Linked DNA regions of Homo sapiens: region 1 is linked to region 2. A link is a loop called in an ENCODE intact Hi-C map of the cell type or tissue named here. Cell type or tissue: endothelial cell of umbilical vein. All regions are shown on one strand.

Region 1 (2,500 bases), 110 kb after region 2:
CTCCCAAAGTGTTGGGATTACAGGCATGAGCCACCATGCCCAGCCTACAAACAGTATTTGACTAGTTTGATTATCTGCAGGGAAATGTTCATAAAGTTCATAATATTCCCAAAGATAGTTATTTTAAAAACAGTTGTCTCTAGTTTCTGGAAAAGAAAGAATTTAGAATAGTGTGGTCAGACCTGGAGTGGATCAGACAACTGAACTGGTGCCTTCTTTTCTTTTTTTCTTTTTTTGAAACAGGGTCTTGCTCTGTTGCCCAGGCTGGAGTGTAGCTGCATGATCATGGCTCACTGTAACCTTTGCCTCGTGGGCTCAAGCAATCCTCTCATCTCAGTCTTCTGAGTAGCTGTGACCACAGGTGCACATCACTACATCCAGCTAATTTTTGTTTTTTTTGTAGAGACGGGGTTTCGCCATGTTGCCCAGGCTGGTCTCGAACTCCCAGGCTCAAGCAATCTGTCTGCATTGGCCTCCCAAATAGGTGGGATTACAAGCATGAGCCACTACTGCACCTGGATGAACTAGTGTTTTTTCTAACCAAGGTTCTCTCAGTGGCTTTTACCGGGTAGTGGTCCTACATATAACATCATGAAGACAACACTAGATTTTACTTTTTAGAAAACCATTTTTTGTGGATGAAACCCACCAACTGTAAAATGATCAAATTATCAGGTGAAAAAATATGATTTTAGTGAAGGGACTCTGCTGGCACCTTGAGTTGAAATCTGAGACCCCGACAGCCAAGCTGGCTGGGCTGGAAGGCTCTGTGAAGCACAGCGTGCAGCCAGGAGTTGGCGCTGGTGAAGGACAGCCACCTCCTGGCAGGGCTGGATCAGTCTACTGTGCTGGGTGAGTGGGAACAGCGGGGAGGGAAGTCAGGCCTGGCTGTGTGCAAGAGCCCCATTCACAGAGAGGCAAGTGGGTTCGATATGCTTGTGTTCTAGGCCTCATCCCTTCCATCATGCCAGTCTCCATCCCCAATATCACCACCCCCACACCCTCTAAATGTTGACAGGTCCCTTCCTGAGGGCAGGTTCTTCACCACTCTTACAGCTCAGTTGACTGAGAAGTCCAATCATATTTTCTGAGAATTTAAGCAAACAGGATCCCTTTGAAGAAAATCAAAGTTGGAATGTAAATCCTATCTCCTTATAGGGAAATCTAAAAGCCTTAAAAATATTTCTCTTTATCAATCTTAATACATATAACTCTCCTTGTAATCAGCAGCAGCTTCCTGCAAAATTATTCAATACAAAAAGAATAAAATAATCTCTGTCCTCTCTAATGCCCAAATAGTATGTATTTGCCCTATAAAAGCCATTTCTCTCATGAATTGAAGAGTGAATTTAGAAAATCAACTGCAAGATAATTGAAAAATACCCTGATTTGAAAACTAAAAATAGGCAATTCATTGTCAAGCTGAGATCCTTTAAAAGATGGTCACAAAGACTGTTTTAGAAATATAATTATTACATATATTTACATACCACATACCATTCTACTAACGATTACAAATCATAGTTGCTTTGCGGAAAGTCTGTAGGAAATGGTGGCAGAAGATAAGCTTTCAGACAGTTTGATTAGGATGGGCATAATGACCAAATCTACAGAGCTCTTTGAAAACATTAGGATAAGAGGCTGAAATAGCTGCTTCATCTTTTTGAACCTCATTTGCTATTAAGCTTGCTGCTGCTGCAGGCAGATAAGATCCAAGACCAAACACAAAAACATACATTTGATTCAGCAGGAGGCTTATCTCAGCAAGTGGACCAATCAAAAAATTGGTCCAAGAAAAGCATTTCCCTTTTTCGTCCCAACAATTCAGGGTCTCTCTACAATGTAACAAGTGAAAACATGAAAGGTTAATTTGTTTTTTGTCCCACTAAAATGAGACCAATAAAACTCGGTAAAACAAGAAATTTATGAAATTCCTTAAAAAACAAATTTCTTTTTATGTGTTTATTATACAATTTGACACATCTGGGGTTTATAATTTATAGGAACAGAAGGTAAAAGACCATGAATTTGGTCTGAAATGGGCGAACTATGATCTAAACTCTGGTGCAACATAATTTATGGACCAAATACCAGGAGAAGGCATCACATTTCATTGGTATTTAAAATTTCATTTACACTTTTCAGTTAAATGCTCGTTTGCAGAGGAAGTCAACAAAAGTTTTTATCTTTCAGCCTTTCTCTCTAGCAAGCTGGAAAATGTAGCATCTCTTCGGATGTTGGAAATGTCCTTTTCAGTGTTCAGGAATGCTGTCACTTCTCCTTTTAACACAGTACCCATATCCCTGCTTTCCCATCCATTTGAATTGGTTCCTGGTGCAACAGGAACACTATCTTGCCATGCTATGGGTCCTATCCCATAATCAATGTTAGTGGTGGATAAAGGAGTGGAGTACAGATTATAGGTCAGGACAGGAGAAGCCAGTCATATCTCTCCAACTTGGCTCCCTCTATGCCCTCTGCTCATATCGTAGTTGGGTTG
Region 2 (2,500 bases):
GCCAATTCCTTATATTAAGTCATATATATTGCATATATAGTAATTCATATATATGAGATATATATTTTTTCTATTGGTTCTGGTTCTGTTTCTCTGGAGAACTCAGAGTAATACACTAAGCAATGGTGGGAGTCCGTGGGAGCCCTGAAATGTCTTGCGAATTGAACAAGAGTGCACTTGCAAATTCTTTACGCATTTGAAGCCTAGACTAGGGCAATGAGGACTGAGTAAGACTGCAGAAGGGTCTAGCTGGCCTCCTCCCCACCCCTCTCCTCTCTCCTCCTCTGTCCTCTGCTTCCCTCCCTTCCTTTCTCCTTCCCTCCTCTCCCCTCACTTCCCCTCGCTTCCCTTCCCTTGTCCTCCCCTCCCCATTGCCGTTCCTCCCTTTCTTCTCCCTTTCTCTCCCCTTGCCTTCCATGCCTACTGTAGGCTCTCATTATTCTTAGATTCTTTCTTTTCCCCTGAAACACCTGCTACCAGGTAAGGGTCAGATGAACGTATTTCACACTAAGATATAAATAACTAATTAGAGTGTTGCTACCCATACCTCAACCCTAGAGCTTGGTGATTTTTTTTTTTTCCAAAAAGGGAACAATCCCTTAGCTAAAGAGCCGCTGCTCCAGGGGAGGAAACGTAGGCTTGGGCCCAGAGATAGGTGGCAGCAGGGGTTTCTGGCCACGAAGCCTTCAGGCCTTCCCAGGTCCCAGCGTGTGTGGATCTTAAAACACCCCCTGCCAAGGGCTTTGATTCCAATTTTGGTTTCAGCTAATTGGTTTCAGCTGAGGTGGGAGAGGCCACGCCTCAGGATCTGCCTAGGCCAGGACTGGGAATGGGTCTCCCAGGTGACTCCGCGGGCCCATAGGCAGGCAGATCCTGGGAAGACGCCCTTTACTCAGTAAGGAGGGCCCAGGCGTCCAAAGCCCACCAGGGGGCAGCGGCGGCATTCTTAGCCCCACTTCTCCGCGCTCAAAGGCCGGCTGAGAAAACGCGAGTGACTACCCGAGGGCGCTGTTACTCCACAATTTTTCTGCAAAAGCTAAGGTCGGCAAACATGGATATTCGGATTTCCATTGTTTTTGAGGCTAAATCAAAAGATGCCTCTGGGGAAAAGGGGCAACATGCACTGTCGGATCGGCATTCATATGGAAAAACAGAGGTAGGAAACATTTTATACATTTTGAAGATACTTTGATGTGCAGTAATTTTGAAACTTTCGTAGGGCACCTGTTTTTCAATGGGCGGTGTAGAGTAATGCTGCCAAACACAGAGTTTGAGCCCTAGTACCACACCCACTAGCGGTGTGACTTTTCCTGGTGACTGAGTCTCTCTGGGCCTCAGTTTTGCATAGGGGACTTGTTCCGCCCCTCCTTGTCCTAGGTGTAAATGCTGCGTTGGTGTTGCACTCATAGGCTCACCTGGCCAAGGACCAGCTTCTGTCTATATTACTCTCAAACTTGCCACTTGGAGCATATTTCATTCTCATCCCCTTTGCCTTCACACTGCTATTCACCCCAGTTCAGAAGGGCAGAGCAATGGCCAAAATGTAAGACTGGGGTTGGGACTGTGAGAAGAAAGGAACAATTGCCAGTTAGCAAATTATTATAATGGCCACGTGGGCTCCAGGGCTGACATAATGAGGAGCTTGGTATGTGTGGTAATTACACACACTTGAGTTGAGTCTTAGGAAAACATATAAAAGAAACGTTATTTTCTTTTTTTCTAAAGGCTATGAAGGTAAGAAGCATTCCATAAGCAATTATTATGCAGCACTATTTCAAGGGTTGGGCTCTGTCAATGAGTTTTAACCACTAAAGAAAAGGAATTCTAATTGGGGGCGAAGGTAGTTTTAGGAATGGCAGCTTCGGAGTTTTGTACTGACAGGTGCTGGTGAAAAGCTGATTAATCCCATTCAATACTATAATAGGCTACATTTGTATAGCACTGCATAGAGTACCAAGTACTTTTATATAAATCCTCTCATTTGATGTTCCCAACCACCCTTTGAGATATGAAGAGGACAAAGAGAATTATTGCTGTCATTTTAAAAACCAGCTTTATTGAGATATAATTCATATACCAAACACTTCACCCATTTAAAATGTGCAATTCAATGATTTTATGCACGTTCACAGATATATGCAACGATAACCACATCAATTTTCATCACCACAAAAAGAACCCTCTACCCTTAGTTATCACTCCCTTTTCCTCCCTCTCCTCCCTCCTTGCACCCTCCCCTCCAAAGCAATCACTATTCTATTTTCTGTCTCTACAGATTTACTTATCCTGGACATTTCATATAATATGTGGTCTTTTGTGACTGGCTTCTTTCACTTAGCATAATGTTTTCAAGGTTTATTCATGTTGAAGCATGTTCAGTACTTCATTCCTTTTTACACCTGAATAATATCCCGTTGTATGGATATTTTTGTTCATCTCTTCATCAGTTGGCATCCATTTCATTTATCCATTCATTAGTTGGTATACACGGGTTGTTTGC

Evidence for each region. Hi-C counts contacts between places; a loop is a spot of excess contacts. Peaks named below come from ENCODE experiments on the same cell type or tissue, not always from the same donor. Only the 100,000 strongest peaks of a DNase experiment are listed, where the experiment ranks them.
Region 1: a loop joins it to region 2, with 4 times the contacts of the local background. A loop is called at or near these places in 7 of 110 quality-filtered maps.

Annotation. Positions count from the first base shown.
Region 1 is chr1:85,416,450-85,418,949 of GRCh38, forward strand. The region is part of intron 1 of DDAH1 (dimethylarginine dimethylaminohydrolase 1); the gene reads right to left. Among named protein-coding and RNA genes, the nearest start is that of DDAH1, 47 kb to the right of the region's middle. In endothelial cell of umbilical vein, no CTCF peak of the experiment used is centred here; DNase peaks (open chromatin) are centred at 912 and 1,562; H3K27ac peaks cover 2,072 bases.
Region 2 is chr1:85,307,380-85,309,879 of GRCh38, forward strand. No RefSeq gene overlaps it. Among named protein-coding and RNA genes, the nearest start is that of BCL10, 32 kb to the left of the region's middle. RefSeq lists an enhancer at 807-1,307. In endothelial cell of umbilical vein, a CTCF peak has its summit at 970 (motif pointing right); a DNase peak (open chromatin) is centred at 972; H3K27ac peaks cover 1,065 bases.